Linked DNA regions of Mus musculus: region 2 is linked to region 1. A link is a loop called in an ENCODE intact Hi-C map of the cell type or tissue named here. Cell type or tissue: left cerebral cortex. All regions are shown on one strand. Each heading gives the region's core, and the rest is flanking DNA. Links, peaks and the distances in the headings are about the cores only.

Region 1 (10,970 bases), core at 1,088-9,087:
CTGCCAAATATTACTCTTATGAGCTCTATTACTATCTGTATAGATCCCCCACCCAATTATCAGATTTAAAATGGTTGTCTAGAATTTCAATCTCAGTCATGATTGTCTTGATATCCAAAGCATAAACATCTTGCAAAGTATTGCCAAACCGCTGTCCATATGGAATTAAGAAGAGTGCTACATTGGGACACAGGAAGCAGAGTGAGCCAGTGAGTCTAAACATATTTGAGCCTCTAATCTGCATGGGTCCTCCTGGTCAGAGACCTGGAAGTGACAACCATAAAGAGGATAAAGAATATCCAGGACTGAATATCCAGACCCAACACTTTGAAGACAACTACAAGTATAGGAAGCAACAAAGCATCCAGGTATTTATGAAGCACAGTATGTAAAAGATAAAGCAGCTGACTCATAACATTCACTTATTATTTATTATTATTATTTTGCATCCCAAGTGCAGTTTCCCCAACCTTTTCTTCTAGAACCCCCTCACACCTAAAACCTGCACCTGAATCCACTCCTCTACAGTTTCTCGATCAGAAAAAGGCAAACCTCTCGTGAATATCAAATAAACATGGCATATCAAGTTGCAGTTAGTTGACAGTGACTACCTACCCTCATATGAGTATGAAGAATGGTACCGAAAAGTAGAAACAGAGTCTGAGATATACACTGTTTCCACTGCTGGGATTCCTACAATTAAAAAAAAAAACAACCTAAATACATCATTTATTCAGTTTGGTTTGTAGTTTTGAGACAAAGTCTCATCATGTGCCCTGCTGGCTTTGAATTTTTTTTTTGAAAAGATATTCTTTAATAAAGGCAGAGGAGTTAGAGGTATAAGATCCCAGACTTTATCCCCTTTTCTCATTTGCCCTTTGAACCCCCCTATCCCATACCCTTTCCCCTTGCCCACTAACCAACCCACTCCTGCTTCCCTATGCTGGCATTCCCCTACACTGTGTCATAGAGCCTTCACAAGACCAAGGGCCTCTCATCTCATTGATGTTGTACAAGGCCATCCTCTGGTACATTTGTGGCTAGAGCCTTGAGTCCCACAATGTGTACTCTTTGGTTGGTGGTTTAGTCCCTGGGAGCTCTGGAGGTACTGGTTAGTTCATATTGTTTTTCCTCCTATGATGTTGCAAACTCCATCAGCTCCTTGGGTCCTTTCTCTAGCTCCTGGATTCGGACCCTGTGCTCAGTCCAATGGATGCTATGAGCATCCACTTCTGTGCCAGACACTGTCATAGCCTCTCAGGTGATAACTATATTAGGCTCCTGTCACCACACACTTGTTAGCATCCACAATAGTGTCTGGGTTTGGGAATTGTATACGGGAATGGACCCATAGGTGGGACAGTCGCTAGATGACCTTTTCTTCAATTTCTTTGTCTCTATATCTCCTCCCATGGGTATTTTGAAACTACTTCTAAGAAGGACCGAAGTATCCACACTGTGGTCTTCCTTCATGTGGTATTGAGCTTCATGTGGTCTGTGTATTGTATCCTGAGTATTTGGAATTTCTGGGCTAATATCCAATTATCAATGAGTGTGTATAATGTGTGTTCTTTTGTGATTGGGTTACCTCACTCAGGATGATGTTTTCTAGTTCTGTCCATTTGCCTAAGAACTTTATGAAATCATTGTTTTTAATAGCTGAGTAGGACTCCATTATGTAAATGTACCACATTTTCTGTATCCATTCCTACATCTTATAGAGGCCTAATACACAATATATACAAAGAACTCAAAAAGTTAGGCTCCAGAGAACCAAATAACCCTATTACAAATGGGGTACATAGCTGAAGAAATAATTCTCAATTGAGGAATACCGAATGGCTGAGAAGCAACTAAATTACTGTTCAACATCCTTAGTCATCAGGGAAATGCAAATCAAAACAACCCTGAGATTCCACCTTACATAAGTCAGAATGGCTAAGATCAAAACCTCAGGTGACAGCAGATGCTGGGAAGGATGTGGAGAAAGAGGAACACTCCTCCATTGCTGGTCGAATTGCAAGCTGGTACAACCACTCTGGAAATGAGTATGGTGGTTCCTCAGAAAATTGGACATAGTAGTACCTGAGGACCCAGCTATACCACTCCTTGGCATATACCCAAAAGATGCTCCAACATGTAATAAGGACACATGTTCCACTATGTTCATAACAGCCTTATTTATAATATCCAGAAGCTGGAAAGAACCCAGAAGTCCTTCAACAGAGTCCTACAACTCTAAGCTACTCAACTAACATATATGTAGATGACCTAGGCCAGTCTCACATAGGCTCCTTGGTTGTCAAGTCAGTGTCTTTGAGTCCCTGTGAGCTCATTTTAGTGTGTTCTGTGGGTTTTCATGTGGTGGTGTCCTGGACACCTCTTGGTCCTGATCATGGATCCTTCCTCCACTTCTTCAGCATGATTTGCCAACATCCACTTGAGTGTGGCCTTGTAAATGAAATTGTCAATGTTCTTTATGTTTATTTTGTGGAATAATTTCAGGAATATTCTTTAAACATCTTGTAGGAATTCTGCGATAAAACCTTCTAGCCTTAGGTTTTTTGTTTGGGAGACTCATTGACTGCTTCCATTTCCTTAAGTGTTGTAGGTCTATTTATCTTGGTTATCTGATATTGGTTTAACTTTGTTAAGTATTATTTATCAAGAGATTAATCCATTTTTCTTTTACATTTTCCAATTTGTGGAGTACAGTGTTCTGAAATTCAGTAGAGAGTTTTTCCGTTTCCATGAAAAACTGCCTTACGCTGTCTCTGTTGTGCAAATCCAGCTTTAATTAGTAGTTGTCTGACAAGATAGAGGAGACTATTTCAATTTTCTTGTATCTGTTGAGAATTGCTTTAACTGAAAATGTGGTCAATATTGGAGAATGTTCTGTGAGATGCTGAGAAGAAGGTATATCATTTTGTGTTTGTGTGATTGTTTTTATATGTCTGTTATGTTCATTTAAGTCATGTTGTCTGTAATTCCATTATTTATTTGTTTAGTTTCTATGTCAATGAGAACATCATTGGTGAAATCCCACTATTATTGTGGAGGTTTTGATGTGTGACTTAAGCGTGAGTGATGTTTCCTTTTCAAACAGGGGTCACCTTTTCCTTTGATGAGTCTGAAGTGTTCTCCATCTCTCGTGACTAATTTTGGTTGGAAATCTACTTTGTTAGATATTTGAATGGCTACATCAGCTTGCTTCTTGGGTAATTTACTTAGAAAATCTTTTTTGAATTATTCTACAAGTAATTTTTATTTTTAATGTTGAGGTACTTTTTATGTAGTGGAAAGATGATTCATTTTTTTAAAATCCATTCTTATAGCCTTTGCTTGTTTATTGGGGAATTGTGTAGGTTGATAATGAGAGATATTTATGAGCAATGCTTAATAATTCTTGATATATTGTTGTTGTTGGTGTGTGTGTGTGTGTTGGGCATGCACATCTGTGTTTCTCTGCTTTCATTTGATACTCAAACTTTTTCCCTTTCAGCTTCTAACTTTATTTCTTTGTTCTCTACTTTTAACATAATGATTATTATATGATTTTTATGTGGTATGGTGACTTTTCCTTTCTGGTTCATATTATTTGGTGTTCTGTAAGCTTCTTTTACCTCTATAAGCATGTCTTTCTTTTGAATAGAAATTTTTTCTTTTATGATTTTTATGAAAATATTTTATTGGTTTTTGAATTGAGAATCTTCTTCTTCTATTCCTATTGTTCTCAGGTTTGATTTTTTTCAGAGTGTTTGAGATTTCCTGGCTGTTTTGTTTCTGAAACATGCTGAATTTAACATTTCCTTTGATCAATATATCAGTGTCTCCTGTCATAACTTCTACTCCTCATATTTTCTTTTCCACTTCCTGATGGTGATGCCTGTGTCTGAAATTACTATAAGCTAACCTAGATTTTCTATCACCGGGATTCCACTGGTTCATGCTTTCTTTATTATTTTTATTTCCATTTTCAGTTGTTGAACAGTTTTCATCATTTTCTTTACCTGTTTGTGTTTTTCTGAATTTCTTAAGGGATTTATTCATTTTTTGTTCAAGGGCCTCTGCCATTTTCATAATATTGGATTTAACGACTTTTTAGAAAATGTCATTTGTGTTTGAATATCCATGACTTGCTGTAGTATGATGCCAGGCTCTTGTGGTACAATATTGCCCTGGATGTTGTTGATTGTGTTCTTATGCTGGTCTGTACTCATCTGGGTTTATGATTATAAGTTTAAGTGCTGATTTCTGAGTTAGTTTGCTTGATGGATATTCTTTGGATGTTTTCCCCTCTTGATTTCTGTCTCCTGTCATGTTCTTAGGCCTGTGTAGACTCTGGTTCTGGTAACCAAAGAGTCTGGTAACCAGTAGAGTATCTTCATTGCGGTTTTGGAGGTCTGTTTGACCTCTGGTATATGGGGTGCCTGTGGTACTTCTGGGGTTCTGTGATTCTGAGAATTAGTATGATGTCTGAGGTTCTGTATACTGGTGTAACCTCTAGGCTCTAGGTACCAGCATAGTATCTTAGGTTCCTAGAACTGGCTTGACCTATTTCAGAACAGTTGTCTTCTGCTGGAGTTGTAGGCCAAGGTATGTAACCATGAGGAAGGGATGTTATTGGGGATAGCTGGAATGAATTAAGTAGTGTTAATGGGCAGAGGTAGTGTCTTACTGGTCTTCCTAGAAGTGACTTGGAATCTGATAAAGCAGGAGTCTTCTGCCAGAGATATCCACCTGAATATGGAGCGTCATATTTATTTTTAAGGTTTAGCATAACAATATCTGCTGGCCATCTCTGCCATCTTATGATCATTGATCAAAACAGCAGAATAGGGACTCATGTCTAATATTTTAACCAATGACTAATTGGAACTATGTGTCTTGATTTTATTTTCTTTTTGTTTTCACTTTAAGATGATCCTTTTTTTTAGACACAACCCTATTATTGACAAAACACTATTTCCCCATTATACATTAAAGTCTTTTAAGCTGTTTCATATTTGTTCAAATTGAAACTTCTTAGGTTTACTTTTAAAACTTTGTAAACTCATTTTCTTCAGTCAGCAAACTGTAAGTCTTTATAAGATCTTAAATCAAGATCTTCTGAGTTATTCTGTATTTTGAGGCACTATATACTTATATGTTTCATTTTCAGACACAAACTAGGTCAGAGAATTGAGTGATGAAGGAGAAGATACAAATTGTAATGAGTTATGTTAATTCAAAACCACTGAAAACATTGGACACAGAGATCCAGGTCAGAATAGTATTGATTTGTATTTGATCGATCGCAGGTCACAGATTTAAGAGGGGCAGAGGACCCTCTTGTTATTTCAATTTACTAGGTCAAAAGTATATCTTTTCTGAATTAACTGATATTTTTATTATGGGTAGTTTGTGATGAGTCATGTGTCTTCAATATTAGTCATTTGTAATCAGCAATACTTATAGAGAGTTCTAATACTGAACTCTTGTTTTTATCTTAACTTCTATGTAGCATCTCTCTTATGCCATATCTTTGAGTATTCTTCAAAAATTCTGAAATTTCTACTTGACTTTCTTATTTTTTGTACCATATTCTATATTTAATTAGGTGTTTTAATCAAGATTTTTATAAAAGCAAAACTTGTGGATAACATCACTTTTCTGGACATTTTAGATTGTACATATTTCACTTAAAGGTATATTAACCTGGATACATTTTGTGTGTATAGTATTGTGTGTTGATACATTATATAGCAAGCGTGAAATTGTAAGGACCTTCCCACAGTTGTATAAATGTCTTTGCATGGGCATATATGTGAATCTGGAGGCTAATTTTCAAAGAAAACTACAGTCAGATAAATAAGATGAGAAATTGAATAGGTTCATTCCAGAAAAAAAAAAAAACACTAGGTATAAAACACCACATGATGAGTCTTTGCAGAGAGAGCCACCTACTCGCGAGCGTGGGTATGTTGCTGAATGACACTTCAATGGAAAAAGGGAGAGATCCTATTTGTGTTTAACTTTAGTTAAAAACAGCAGTAAAGCTGTGTGCCTAATATAGAAATTCTCTCAGAAGATCTGGAACATTTTATGGAAAAAATAAAGGAACAAAATCTAAAAAAAAAAAAAAATATTACATCAATGAATGGTCTGTCCTGGTTGTACTTGTAAGGGGGAAAATGAATGAGATTTATGTTTGTAGTGATGTTGTGAGAGTACAAATGAGTCCTTAAATATTGACAACTCACTGCACAAAATTTGTTTCTAAAACTGAAAGCCATCAAAATCAATTTACTGGCTCTTCATGTATTTTTATAGTTTGTCTCGCGCTTCAAATATTTTAAAACATCATGAAAAGTGAACAGTTAATTCTGCAACAATGCTCCTGACTGTATTTTGTCATTTGGAGCAATTCTTCCACAAATCTTACTATTTTGAAATTAGTCATGGACTGCTATTTTGTATCCTAGCTGCTTTGTAATTCTACATTTCTAAACCATTGAATTCAACAGTCTCTGGAATATTTGCTTTATCATTAGTTTTCATTTCTTTTACCAATAAAGATGGATAGATAATGTTACTACCTCTCCTACATTCATAAGCACTGCAAAAGCAGAAGTAGAAAGTAAAAAACCACAACAAATTATTAAATATGGTTTTATGCAATTTGAAAGTCTTCAGGTGGAAAGTTCAAAGATATGTAAGAAACTTCGTTTGTGCTTAACTGAAATAAGACAGGACATCCATACAGAATGTAAATGGACATAATTTGTATGACTTTAGACTAGAGAGGGCACTCAGAAATGTGTGTTTAGATACCTCCTCAACCTTCAACTAAAATTATTACTCTTCTTGGTTATAAAGTAGAACCCATCTGGAACGAAATGCTCATAAGATTTTGGGCACCAAAGAAAGGCAAGGAAATATTATAATTTCTGTTTTTAATGATGACTTGACTGATTGTACTGTTACACTTTTTCCTAGGGAAAATAAGTTTTCTCTAATGGACTGTCACTGGGTATATTAACTATACTCCTGAGAAGATCCCATGCCCAGGACTGGCTGGTCAACCCAAAACTGACTCCATGTAATTGGAGGAACTTATTGTATTGTTTTGTTTTGGGATTTTTGCCCTTTTGTTTGTTTGTTTTGATTTTTACTTTAATGTGGCTGTGGACTTTTGAAAGAGAGAGAGAGAATAAAATTGGCTGATGACTTTCCAAACAGAATGATAAAGTGTTAAATATTCAATATAATTTTCTGAGGATCGGGAGTACTCTATTGTAAATTTCCTCTAAATTACAAATATTGTCTTAATTCATCACTAAAAGCTTATTGATACATTTTATGTTAGCCAACAAGTGACCTTGAATTTCCTTCTTATTATTAGAGAGAAATGGTATGTTGGATACTTTTTTTTTTTTACTGTGTCAGAATGAAAGAGCCATATGGAAGAAAGGGTTTACTTTAGTGTTCATTTCCAAAGGCTACAGCTAGAATGGCTGGGAAGGCATGTTATAACATAACAGTAAGAGTAGAAAGGAGAGAAATCACCGTTTGCCTCACACAGGAAGTACAGAAAGAAAGAAGAGTTAAAGAACTCTATAAATACCCAAAGCCCATGCCCAGTGTCCTACAACCTACAAGAAAGCTCTAACTGCCAAGTATTCCATAACCTTCCAAGCAGCTCTAGCAACTGGGAACAAATGATCAAATTGTAAAAGGGTCTTGCACTTGCCAGATGTAATTGTTGTAGGCAGAATACTGAATAATCTCACCTGTTCTAGTTCTTTCTGAACTCTGGCTGGCTGATTCAATTTATCTGTTCTGGCTCAAAAACCTTCTCCTTCTCTTGAATGGTTCAAACTGGCTCCTCTTGGCTTCTGACTTAACTGCTCTGCTCAAACCTTACTGCTGTGAATTGAACTCAACTGAATTCTATCCATTGCCTGAATTCAACTGAACTTGACTTCAACCCCTACTGCATCCACTGAACTAACTCTCTCTCTCTCTCTCTCTCTCTCTCTCTCTCTCTCTCTCTCTCTCTCTCTCTCTCTCTCCTATTTTAAGTAGTCTCTCTACTTTTTTCCTTTTTCTGAGCTGTTCTCCTGGGAGTTGGGCATATCCTATATCAGATTCATGCTGCCGAATCTTTCTCTGTCTCATCACTTTGCCTGACACTCAACTAGAAGTCACTTTCAAATATGGCTGCTTCCTTCAACAAACTAACTTTACCATCATTGTTAGGTATTAAAGGTGTGTATATTAAATGTGTGTCTGTATCTCGCCTAGGCCATACAGTAATTCTGGGTGTCCCCACATTCTGGCAGGGTCATATCTTTAGATGTGATCATTTGGCAGACCAGTCATATTACTGGATTAAAGTTCCTCTACATCAAATTCATGGGCTTTTTTGAGGTGGATGTGGCTATTTCACACCATCACAGATGTTATGCCAATGACAATTTAAATTACTTAAATAAACTCATTTCTTTTGTCAAATCTTGGGAACCTAGTTTTATAAGATCAAGCCATCAGCACCACATGTTCCGCTTATAGCTTTCTTTGTAGTTGCAGACAAATATAATCTTCTTGTGTTTTCATATGAACAGAGAAAAGCAAACTCTCTTGTTTTTCCAGATCACATTTCCTAAATCACATCACCCAAGTTTACATTTTAACAAAATATTTCATTGTTATGTGTTGAGTGGGGAACTAGAAAATCAGTATTTCTTCTAGTAATTCTCCTGAGGTGTTTAGAATTTGGAAATGTTTTTCTATTTTGGTGGGTAAGATTTTCATATTTTGTGATATACCATTAATATATCTTCACTTACTTTATGCACTGAAAATTCCAGTAAGGTCAGAGTTCCATAATAGGCATTGCAATTGCCGATATTAAACTTGGATTCATAATATTCTCTTAGAAGTTTATCTCATAAACTGGACAAAGTTAAGTTAAAAATAGAGTTTATAACAGCTGCCCATACAAGTATAGCTGGAGGATTTTGAGGCTTATCAGCACATGTCAGAAAGATGTTGGGATTTTACTTGCGGGAAGTCTCAATATTAGTCAATAATATGATGTGATTGCCAAAGTACAAATGGAATTTTAAGGTACTTTAGTCAGCATAAAACTTTTAAAATGAAGGAGTTAAAAGCCATTCTGTAAGCTGTGTCTAACAACAAAATAGAGTTATAAAAATACTATGAGCTAAATTTCGTAAGTACTACATATAAGTTAATTTTTGATAGCTTCTAATTAATGGTACACATAACTTTGCAACCATGACATATTCAAGTATGTTCACCATGATAATTAAAGATGCATTTACTTCATGTTGTCTTCTGGACAAGATTTGTTCTGTAGTTTGAGGCACCAAGAGTATCATGAATCTCAGATGTTAGCTGTTTTACTGAAAGTCAAAATATTACACTCGAGGTAGAAAGTAAAGGAAAAAGGTGAAGTAAAAATGAATATTATCTCCTCATATCTCTACAGGAGATAGATAGAGTGTTTTTCTTAGCCATATATATAATTCAATGCCCTTGCCTTCTATTTAATGTAAGTTCACCCAGTAGAATTTGAAACCAAAGGGGTATGTGTGTGTATATATATATTGTATACTAGAAACAATTACTGTGAAGAATGCTATTTCAAATGCAGAGTGTACAATAGATTTTGTTGTTGCAGGAAGTGGAAGCAGTCGATAAAGACTCACCTGAACTTTATCTGTATTTATTAATAGACACAGGGTATATGGAAAATATGTTATACTGACAAAATGGAAAAATGTAAAAAGGGACCTATTGACAGAATTAAAAATAATTTGTACGGTATTGTGGCCATATGTATAAGTACTGGAGAATATTAGAATATGTATAGAACATAAAATATAATAATTTATGATAAAAATAATTTGTGGTTATTTATTAACCATTCGCCAAGTATTTTCTGAGTGTGTGTGGCATTCAGATCTTATAGGAACTGCGGATACAGGATCAGTTTCTACTAATTACTAACTCAGGAGGATGCATTAAAAACAAATACAATATTTTAGCATATTATTTTTATGTTAGAACTTCTAGTTAAATGTAAAAAATACATCCTCAGATATGCATGAAAGTTGTTTAGAGTTTTGTGCAGTTGTTGCCTGCAGTGTGCGTATGCACATCTGGATGCTTTTACATGCTTATTTGGGTTTTAACTTGTTTACTATAAATATATATATATATAACTAGTGACCTATCACTGTTGTTTACCGACTGTGCATACTAAGAGAAGTTGAATAGGATATAGCTCGTGCCCTTTAGGATGACTAAGCAAGAAACACCTATTCTTAAAGAACATATATGACATTCAATGTCCTTTTTGCGTATAGCACAAAACATTAAGAAACACCAGTTTTTAAAGCATGCATATGAAAGGCTATCAAATAATGTTGTTGTGGGATGTCAGTTTAAATAATTAGAGCCAAGTTGCTGTGGATGCAGGGGGTTGGCCATCACTCAATAAATGCAGGGAAGCTATCCTTGTATCAATTACAGCCGGAGGTGCTTTCCACTCTGCATTGTGCTTTTGCTGGAGACGCGTTTATATCCTATGGTGCACTGTCAGCACCCTGCTAGTTCATGAAGAAGAAAGTAGCTCGTGCATAACCAGGTAAGGCATTCATCTCCAGGGATGTAAGTGAAGATGCAGCAAAATGCAGGGAACACAACTGGCAGCGGTGACTTTTGAGGCCTTCCATAAAAGCCAGCTTGCTTCCGATGGCACAGATGCTCATCTGTACCTTAACAGATGAAAGAAACAATTGCAGTGCACCCCGAATTTATTTTATATGGACGGGATTACCATACAAATTCACCTTCTCCTCTGAAATTTCTTTTAAACAGCTAGATTCCCCACAGGCACTTAGAAGTGGAGGTTGTATCTACATATAAAAAGGAATTAGGAAATTAAGGTCATTATCAGG
Region 2 (10,970 bases), core at 1,577-9,576, 110 kb before region 1:
TTCCTAAATGGACCTGGATAATACTTTTAGTAAGAATTTTGTCCTTAGATAAATTTTAGATATTATAGTTCCCGTGTGCTCTCTGGAAGCAGAGGTATGGGTGTCTACGGAATCATGAGCAGACATGTGTGACCCAATTAGACTTCAGCACTATGCATTCCTTAGCATCAGCTGAGCAGAGGATGGGGGGGGTACATATGAGATCACAGACGCAGAGATATCAGCAACCGAAATAAAGAATATGGCTTTCCTCGGGGTGTATCTAGTCCTAGAACTTCTACTTTTAACCTTTGATGATAACTAGTTTCTTAGCAAAATTCTACACAATGCTTTATATCTTTTTTTCTTCTGAGATATAGAATGGTAGCAGACTCCCTGTAAAAATGTGTATCCATTATGTGTGCATTAGAGCAGGAGAGCTGGAACTACTCTGAAACTTCATGAGCACTAATTTGTCCTGATCTGTGGCTGTTAGCTATATTTCCAGGGCTTTTAAATAAATTATTTTCAGACAAAAACGGGACATGGAGAATCAGTGCAATGAGTCAAGTATTTTTGAGATGCTGTATCCAGGCGCTCAGAAGATTCAAGTAAAAAGCAAATACCTTTGTTCCTTATTTCTCTCTCTCTCTCTCTCTCTCTCTCTCTCTCTCTCTCTCTCTCTCTCTCTCTCTCTCTCTCTCTCTCTCTCTCTCCTTCTCTCTCTCTCTCTCTCTCTCTCTCTCTCTCTCTGTGTGTGTGTGTGTGTGTGTGTGTTTTCATCTTTATTTTCAAATTAAAAACATATGAGTGTTTCTACTTCATGTAGCTTTTTGTTTGATTGTTTATTTGTATGTTTTAGAAAATTATTCCGGTATTCCATTCCCAAGATAAGGATATGGTCGTTTATTTTTCCCTTTCTCCTTCCCTCTCTGGCCCAACTCTCTCTCTCTCTCTCTCTCTCTCTCTGACTTTGACTTAGTCTCAAATCTCAAACAAAGTTACTTCTTAGCTCTTAAATTTGTGATTTTTCTGCCTTAGTCACCTTAAGTACACAGAATTCCAAACCCATACTGTAGCCAGCTAATGTAAATTATTACTGATATTTTGATGTGACTTTAACAATTCTTTTCAGATGGACAGCACATCATTTACTTTCCTTATTGCAGGGATAACATGGCCGACATATGCAACTAAGGGAGGGGGAACTTATTTCTGCCCACATTTTGTCACAGTACATCATGATGGGGAAGAGTATGCAACAGGTGTGTGATACAGCTAGTCACATTATCTACAGTGAGCAAGCAGACACACAGGACACTAGGGTTCTTAGTCAGTTCAGAATGAGACCCCATAAAATGATGCTTCCCACAATAAAGTTTGGTCTTTACATTTCGGGACATTGGAATCCACCTCCCAAGTACACCTAGATGTTTTTCTCCTGCATGATTCTAAATCCTGTGGTGGAAGTCAAAATTATAATCACAGATGATCAGAATTTTTGTTTAAATTTTTTATTCATCTTCCTGCTTTATCTTAAATCTTTAATTTATTAGTATGTCCACTAAAATTGGTTTAAATTTTTCTGTTGGGTTTTTGTGCATAAGAAATTATATAGTGAAATTCACTAGTTTTACTGAATGTCTATTGACAAATGTTTCTAAGTATCATATAATTTTACACTTCTGGGAATACAGGATTTTTCTCTTTTGTAGTGAAAAAGGTGTGTTAACAATAACTAGCTCATATTTTAAGGGCTGAATAATTAATAATTACACATTGTTTAAAATAATACATGGCACAGAGTGTGTGTTGATTACGTGTTTTGTGTTGTTGTAGTTGCTATTCCGGTAATCAGGAAGCTTGTTTTGAATATGGATCTCGATAAATATTGAAATAATAAACTTAAATTATGTCATCCATGTCACAGAGTTATCTGAAGAAATAACAAGTTCATTGAAAAGGCAAATCATAATTACATACTTCATGATGCCAGTGACCCAAAAATGAGTTTTTGTATTATTTTGTTCACTTTGGTCCATGAAAAAGAATGGAATTCAAATCAGTAAGAAGTCACCATTTTGCAATAGCCTGAAGAGTAGAAATCTTGAACTGTTTTGTCCCTTTGCAGTCTCTCTCTCTCTCTCTCTCTCTCTCTCTCTCTCTCTCTCTCTCTCTCTCTCTCAATCTCTTTCTCTCTCTCTCAATCTCTTTCTCTCTCTCTCAATCTCTCTCTCTCTCTTTCTCTCTGTATGTTTGTGGGTATGTTGGCCTCTGCCTCTGTCTGTGTCTCTCTGTACCTCTTTCTTTATTTTCCCTTCTACATTCAACCCTCTTTCTCTCCCTCCATCCTTTGGAATTCTACAAGATACTGATGATTTATGCATGAATTTTAATTTTTGCCTCTGTTCTAATGTATTTTGTAAATGTAATTAACTGAACTTCTGTGCCCTAGAGTGCCCCATCTACTTCCTTGTGTTCTAACATGCTTTGTCTACCTTCTCTCTGCCCTCTTTCTCTGTGCTGTTTGTGCCTTCCTTATCCTTATGTTGCTTTTTATTCTGGGGTTCCAGTGAGATGAAGCAAAAAGAAGCCAGAGATATTTGCATGGCACTTATTTGGCACACATTTATGGATGAAGCACTGTCACAATTTTTTCCCTTTTTTTAAAAGATGAACTGAGCAACCAAGATGGAAATTAATGTTCCCATTTTCTTTCACTTGTAAACTATTCCTAAGAATATTTTTAAAATTTCATTTTCTTATTATTATGTTTTTATTCCTCGAGTGCTTTCCTGCTGCCAGAAGCTTTGTTGATGTAGGGAAGTCAATATCACATAGGATCCTTGCCCTTTTTTGGATTGTGGGACAAGATCTCTATGCTACATTCTCTATGCCTTTCCAGGCTCTTATAAAACTGCTTATTGTTGTATCCATATGGATGGTACCATATGGGCATCTGCTGCACATCCCATTCATCCTGTTTAAAATGGGACTATCTTCTGTTTGCTTGTGAACTTGTCTTAGAAGAAAGCAGAGCTGCCTCTTGTAACCAGAACCATTGAATTTTCTTGTGATCTCCTTCCTCTACCTACACAAAAGGGTTTTTCTATTAATATAAACTCACCATCTCTTCTACACACACACACACACACACACACACACACACACACACACACACACACACACACATTTTTTAATGGTTTCCTACATAAATTGCAGTGGTTCCATTCTAATTGAACTTGTATGATCTTTGAACCTATGATTTTTGATGTTGTTGTGGTTGTGGTTGCCGCTACAGTGATCTCTTGTAATGCAAATATGATCCTTCAGGGGGGGGGAAAGACTTTCCATAACTTTTCATTTATCCTTCAAATAACCTCCCTAAAGCTTAACTGGGCTTAGAAGGTGATTTAAGAGTTGACCCTGGCAGACCTTAGACCTTCCTTTCTAAGTTCTTCCAGCCCATTAACCTCCCATTTTTCTCTTAGCCTGAGGGCATGTATTTCCCCTGCCTGACATCACCTTCTCCTGACTTTCTTTAACCCTGTTTTAAAAGGCTAACTGGTGCTCTCACCTTCATGTCATTTATTCAGATGTCACCATTGACCCTTCCTACTGGGCCACCAGGCTATATATAGTATACTCTTTCTTGCAATTTAACTTCTGCATGCATGTTAGACATTGTTTTAGCATATAAAAGAACCACATAATAATTTTTAGAAATTAAAGTCTAAGTCAAAAGTAGAAGAGTTGGTGGCTTAGTTCCATCTGTCATGGTTACATAACCTTAATCCTGTTACATAAATTGTTTGAGGATGGTTGTTGTCATCTATAATACATAAACAATACTACCAAGTGTACAAATACTTTCAGAGGACAATAGTGTGATTACATTAGGTAGTAATAATGTAAAAGAGTATCAAAATTCCTGGAATGTATAGAATAACACATTAGACATTGTACTTTTATCTGAATATTTCTCAACATAAAAGCTTTAATATTCTCATTAGTTGAGTTGTCTTATCTCTGCAGTAATCACTGAAATATGTGACTGACTGAAAATGAATGACAACTTAATAGATAGATTATGTATAATTATATTCATATATATGGAAAGAAAACAAGAAAGAGAGAAGGAAGAGAGAGGAAAAGAAGGAGAGGAAAGGCAGAGGGAGAGGAAGAGTGAGAGGGAGAGGGGGAGGAATAAGATAGAGAAGCCAAAATATAAAGACAGCGTTGGTTTACCATTTTATAAAAACTAGCCAGATTTGCTTGAGCTTTGTTTTTCCTTTTTTTTTTTCATCTCTTTCTTCCTTTCTTTTCTTTTAATACTTAATGTTTTGCTAAAGAATTTTTAGGTGACCTTTCTATAATATGACTTCCCCTCCCCCCAACAACTTTATGGGAAAAAAAGCACAAGTTTTTCTTATAGACCACACAGACTCCCCTTCCCCAAAGGCATGGGGAATCAACTCTAACTTCAAACTAGCCTTGCTGATTCACATTTTCTGGTTATAACAAAATATCAGAGGTGAGGGATTTTACAGACAAAACTAACCTAGTTCATAATGCTTTCATTAGAGGATCTTATTACATGTGTATGTCTTGGTGCCTTCATGTACTCTACCTGTGGGTGGTCAGTGCTCAGTGGCCCAAAGAATTACTGGCCATGGTGAACTTCCTGGTATCGGTGTAGAGAAATCAATCCAGTCCTTTCCAAGAGGACTCTCATTTTCCCTGGAGGTACCTTTCCTTATTCTCACATGTTTGAAGACCTTAAAGGAACCATCTGCTATGCTCTACTTAAGACTCTAGGCCTGTTTTAGTCTACTCTTCCTAATTCTTCTAACCTTGTTACACTTATTTCTGACACTTCTATATTTATTGATGTAGCTATAGAAATTATCCTAATGGCATTCTCTTATCTCATTATTCATTTCTTTAAAAAAATCAACAATAATGAGCAATAAAAAAAAACATGTAGAGTTCAGTGTTTTCAAGGAAGAATGGCTGACTTTGTAGATGGTGGGGGTGTGGCTGTTCTACACCATGGCTTCAGATGGCTGGCAAACATGACCACAGGGAGACAGGAAGCCAAGAAGCACGGGTGTGGCAGTCTTACACACCATTCTCTTCCAAACCAAGCATTGCCAAAAGTGTGCTGACTTTCTCAGAAGTTTCAACTGGCTGAGTCACCTCTACTCACATTGTCAAAGTGGAACCCAAATTTCCTACACATGACAATTAAAGAGACAAAACCTCTTAAACCACACACACATTCCCTTTCCAGGTCTTTCTTTGACATATTCTGATAAATACATTAGCCCAAATTCTGCAATGTTAGGTGTTCTCATGCTGAATTTATTATGGGGCAGGAGGTGTAAGATTATATTTAAGGAATCTCTCAACATTTTGTTGGCACAGCCTGATTGCTTCTGATACTGCATCTTCATTTATAGTCATTAATACAATTCAAACCTCAAAGCAAAAGAATAGGTTTTCTAATCCCCCAGTGATCAATAGCTATGGCTTGTGAGCTGTTAGTTGTACTTTTTATTACTAACTCTTGACATGTTTGTATATGCTGAAGATTTCAATTAAAAGAGTCAGCAGGGTGATATTGAATCAATACTTGTTGTTTTGTATCTGGGGGAGAAAAACAATATGAAATATGGAAATCTGAGGTATGTAAATGCCCCTGGCTCTGCTGTGAGACATAGCCTCCTGCTTGTCAGACAGACATGATTTTTAGAGCAGAGAATTTGCTGGCTTAAAGTAGACAACTTGCCAGTTTCATTAGTTTGTATCTGATGCTAGACAGAGTCGCTGTTCAGATCATTAAAACACCATCCTAAGCTTCCGTTAAGTTTGAGCCAAACGACAGCATATTTTAGAACGACTTTGTGCAATTCCAGTGTGTAACTTCCTGCTGCTTATAGATGAGTAAACTTGTGATAACTTTACTATAAACTGATCTCTTTTCACTCTGCCTTTGTTTCTTTTAATTTCCATTAGCTTGTCAGTAGCATTATCTTCAGGGGGTTGTATAGACACACAGTAGAGAACAACCTGAAAGGGATTAACTCTTAGCAATACCAATGTCTGAAGTACCAACATGATGGGGATTGTATGGATAGGGTCATTAACTTTGATTCTTGTAAAATTGTTTTTCTTTTCTTTCTTTTCTTTTCTTTCTTTCTGTCTTTTTTTCTTTTTTCTTTTTTCTTTTTCTTTTTTTTTTTTTTGCTTTGTTTTGTTGTTTTGTTTTTCTCTCCCCACTGCTAAAGACTGTGGGAGATTAAACAGAAAGAAGAACAAATTGCTTAGATTCATATAAGGATTACTGTAGGATAAACACTGTCAGATCATGGGGTACCTCTTGAAACAAAAATTAGGATGTGAAATCCATCTACAAAGAGCAATTCTCTAGTGAAGAAAATAATGTTTTCTTTTTTACCTGCAAGGATTTTCATTATTTTACAGTGTATTGTGCACTACACATCGTTTCAGCCAGGGATTCAGGAGAAAATGCAGGAAAGCTTGTGACAAACATTTAAGGTCAACTAGATAACATTTTCCTTCTCTGTGACTCCCGCTGAATTCACTATTGTTCATTCTGAAGCCATTGTTCTCTGAAGACAAGAAGATGAACAAACACTAACTGTCGGAGAGCTTGTCCTGTCTATCTGTGGAATTTTTAGCTGCATGCTGTTCTTCTGAAGATAGTAGGGAATATATTTATGTTTATGTATTCTCTTTCCTGAACATATATTTCTGTACAGGCTCAGATTTAAATTTCTTAAATTGCCACTGTACTAGAATTTCTCAAATTGGAAGTTTTTCCTTAGACTGGGACAGTGAATATTTTTGTTTGAAAAATTAACCCTGAAGAATAGACGAGTGCATCCCATAAGCTACCAGGGAACACTAGGCTCCTTTTTTTTTTTTTAAAAAAAGCATGTTTTTGTGGTTGTTTGCTTGATGTCTGAAAAAGGATTTCACTATGTAGCCCTGGTTGGTTTGGAATTTGTAACATAGACTAAGAAATATGCTGCCTCTGCCTCTTAAGTACCAGCATTGCAGGTGGATGCCCTAGCTCCTGCCTAGTTTTCATAATGACCTCAGGCAATGATTCCTAAAATAAAGGTATCATTGAAAAAGGGACGCCTGAGCTCATGGCCTTCTCTTATACAAGTGAAGAGACAACTAATTTTGCTTCTTGAGATAGCTCTATTGTTTTCTAAACAGGGGAACCAGAATGCTTTCCCATATGAGGTATAATGCATGTGTTGTTTAGAATTTTTTGTTGGTGGTAGGTTTGGGGGTTTTTCTTTTTGTTTGTTTCTTTCTTTGTTTGTTTTTGTTTTAATTTCATGAAAGCTAGGGATATCTGGGAAGTGGGAACCTTGGAACCTCACATGAAAGAATGTCCCTATCAGATTGGCCTATAGGCATGTCTTTGGGACATTTATTTTGTTTTGATTGATTTATTGGCTATTGTTGTCTGTGAGTGTGTCCAATCTAGTGTGGGCAGTGTTACTCTGCAAGCCGTTGGGAGCTTTCCAGTAACCCATGTTCCTAAGTGGCCTTACTTCATTTGAATACTCTAGTCCCTAGCATGTCTTTTCTCAGTAATGAACTATTACACTATGAGATAAAATAAATCCCGTTTCCACAATTTGTTTTTGGTCACTGTAGTTTGGCAAAGCAATGGAAAGCAAAAAAAGACATTTTAGAAGCTGGTCTCTTCATTTTCTCTCATTTAAACATTACTCTTTTTAGTCACTTTGTTTATCAATCTATACCCATAAAACATTGTCTGCAATTGTATTAATGTCAGGTATAATATTCTGTCCATAACAATGTGCTGGTATCTGTACTAAGATTATTTTTTAATATTCATTCTCATGTCTTAAGCACAAAGAGCAGTATATTTTAGAACACAACTTTCCTTAAACAAATACTGATTAAGTAATGTTGAAGTTCAGTATAGACAATTTTTAATTTCAAACTATCAGATATATCTGGTTACAAAAATACATACATTTAACAAGTAATTTAATATTCCCTGGTGGTTACAAGTTTGACCTCCTAGGGCTCAAAGAACAAGGCAGCACAATAAATATTGAAGTGTTTCCAAATGGCAAAGTCTTCCAGCAGTTTTATTTACAACTCTAACCATGAGGGGTCCCTCTGTTTGCCTGTCAGTATAACAGAACTGATCCTACAGAAAAATTCAGCTCTAGAGAAGGGAATATGAATAACTTCAGTGTGCAGAAACTATGGGAGTCACTGAGTGGGGAATCTCTATAAATAAGCGCAGGTCCTACTCCTAAGGTTCACACAAACCTATGGAGAAAAGGTAGGCTTTCGTGATCTTCCTGTGCAAGCCAAATAGCTTTGGAGTGGCAAGCCTTGCATCCAGCATAGCTCCATTCAGCTCACAAATGCTCAAGCCATCCTTCTATCCCATCCATGGTTATTTTTGTTTTCCCGTGCAGTCTGATTTTTGTTCTTGGCCTCTTTCCTCCAAGGCTGAGAATATACATCTGTGTGGGAGTTGATGCCCTGATTCACTGCACAACTCCACGAAAAACAAACAGAAGGGCCAGGCTGCCTGCTAATCCGTCTCAGCAGCACTGCCTTGCTCCCCTGCCTTCCTGACAGTGTCACTTCAGGCTCTGAGCATATGGGCAAGGGCTTTCTGCACAGCCACTTATGGCCTATATCTGAAATTTACTGTACCTTCTTGCAAAATGCAGCGTTTGTTAACCACACGAGAAATCGATGGATTTACGGATGGAGAAATGTACAGCCAGGCCTGCCACGAAGCCCCTGTTTGCACGCCACACTCTGTTGCTAGGTTTGGAACGAGGAGCTCTGCTGTTAGACTCCACCAGATGAACAAATGTCTGAATCTCTTTGAAATGAATGAGTTATGGAGATCTCTCTTAAAGATCATTCACTTTCATTTCTCATGCATCCTAAGCCGCAGTTTTGAGGTTAAGACCTTGGTATAAAGCATGCACGCAGTGACAGAGGTTGCTTGGCAGGGTTTCTATCAAAACACCCCAAACCTCCTCTTCTTGGGGGAAACAATTACTGAGAGAGAGAGAGAGAGAGAGAGAGAGAGAGAGAGAGAGAGAGAGAGAGAGAGAGAGAGAGAGAGAAGGAAGGAAGGAAGGAAGGAAGGAAGGAAAGAGAGAGAGAAAAAGAAAGAAAGAAAGAAAGAAAGAAAGAAAGAAAGAAAGAAAGAAAGAAAGAAAGAAAGAAAGAAAGAAAGAAAGAAAGAAAGAAAGAAAGAAAGAAAGAAAGAAAGGAAGGAAGGAAGGAAGGAAGGAAGGAAGGAAGGAAGGAAGGAAGGAAGGAAGGAAGGAAGGAAGGAAGGAAGGAAAGAGAGAGAGAGAAAAAGAAAGAAAGAAAGAAAGAAAGAAAGAAAGAAAGAAAGAAAGAAAGAAAGAAAGAAAGAAAGAAGGAAAGAAAGAAGGAAAGAAAGAAAAGTATGGCTCCCAACCCCGCAAATACTTTACGTAGAATGGAAACTGCTAACAGGTTTTTCAGGACTTGTAGGGAAGTAGTCTTAAATTATTAATCCAAGTAGATCCTTAAATTAACCTTCCAGTTTAACATTAGCATTAGCATTACATTTCCCTATGCAAGATGGGTTATTTTTTTTTAAGTCACGAGACCTGGCTTTTGGTGTAAGTGGCATATTTTAAACCCTGAGAGCTCATGTCGGGCTGTTCGATTCCATTTTTCTTGGAATGACAACATGCATCCTAACCAATACATTTACTTTTACTGAAAAACTTTGCATGCACCCCCACTCCCCGGGATGTTATCTCTGACAATGCATCCTGAATGTCTCCCAGTGAAATTTTGAATGGGAATTGATAGGCAGCAGGGTTGAGGTAGAAATAGAACACTCATAGAGATCTCCTGGATGTCAATTTCCAGAGAACAGAAGGAGGGAGAGTCCTTTGTACATAACCATATATTTTGCATAACTTAACCTTTAAAGTGTTGTGTGATTTATTTATATATGAGAAATCAAAGAGAAAATGCCACTCTTTTTATTGCAGATGTCATTCTGGTTAAGGCTATAATTAGAAATACACAGCATGAGCGATTGGAGACTCTTTGCTTCTTACTTGGGTGGGGTTCCTGGAGGGTAAGAGTGGTACATGCCCTTCAGCAGGTGGTGCTTACTATGCAGTTCCAGGGCTTAATCTCAGTGGATAATGTGAGTGTATTGAGTAGCCATTCAAATGGGAACCAAGAAATCTGAATACTGCTAGGTTTGTCTAAGCTGCAATCCATAAGCACGTCCATTAAAGAATAGTTACGAATTTGGAAGTCAAATACAAATGCACAAACTTACATAAAACATCACAAGAAGAGAAAGAGTGAGAAGCAGAGAGAGAAGCAGAGAGAGAAAGAGTGATAATTTGGAACATGTTTATATTTTTTCTTGACTGTGACCTTTGTAGATGATAATGTCACATCAGAATGCCAAAAGGTTGGATGTAGAGGAAAGATGATTTTCACACTAGAGTCACTCAAAGGGCATGGATAGCCTAAGACAGATCCTCCCACATGATTCCATGCGAGCAGTTTCTATAAAAGATATATCATAGCTCATGTCTTTCTTTAGGTTCCCAAGCAACCAGGTGGTGCACACATATATTGGAAAGGAATACATCCTATCAATATAATTGTTAGACAGTAGGAAAATGATCTATTAGCAGTTAGGTTTTATTGCTACCTTTGATGGTTGTTTATTCAGCCAAATAATACTTTTATGGTTTCACTCCCATTTGGACAATTCCTGTAGTGTTTTATTTGTTGCTGTTATGCATATGCATATATTTCGAGTGTTATCTTTCCTACCACTTCAACTTAATACATGGAGATCAAATGACTCAACCAAACACAGTGAAATAAAAACATTGCTTCAGTAGATTGTCCCTAGTGAAAAAAAGTAAAAA

What was found. Hi-C counts contacts between places; a loop is a spot of excess contacts. Peaks named below come from ENCODE experiments on the same cell type or tissue, not always from the same donor. Only the 100,000 strongest peaks of a DNase experiment are listed, where the experiment ranks them.
Region 2: a loop joins it to region 1, with 2.5 times the contacts of the local background. A loop is called at or near these places in 2 of 42 quality-filtered maps.

The regions. Positions count from the first base shown.
Region 1 is chr14:93,602,747-93,613,716 of GRCm38, reverse strand. All of the region lies in intron 2 of Pcdh9 (protocadherin 9), which reads left to right. Among named protein-coding and RNA genes, the nearest start is that of Pcdh9, 280 kb to the left of the region's middle. In left cerebral cortex, for the core only: no CTCF peak of the experiment used is centred there; a DNase peak (open chromatin) is centred at 5,956; H3K27ac peaks cover 992 bases.
Region 2 is chr14:93,711,362-93,722,331 of GRCm38, reverse strand. The region is part of intron 2 of Pcdh9 (protocadherin 9); the gene reads left to right. Among named protein-coding and RNA genes, the nearest start is that of Pcdh9, 170 kb to the left of the region's middle. In left cerebral cortex, for the core only: CTCF peaks have their summits at 6,532 and 8,671; DNase peaks (open chromatin) are centred at 2,923, 5,169, 6,573, 8,536 and 1 more place; H3K4me3 peaks cover 198 bases; H3K27ac peaks cover 6,184 bases.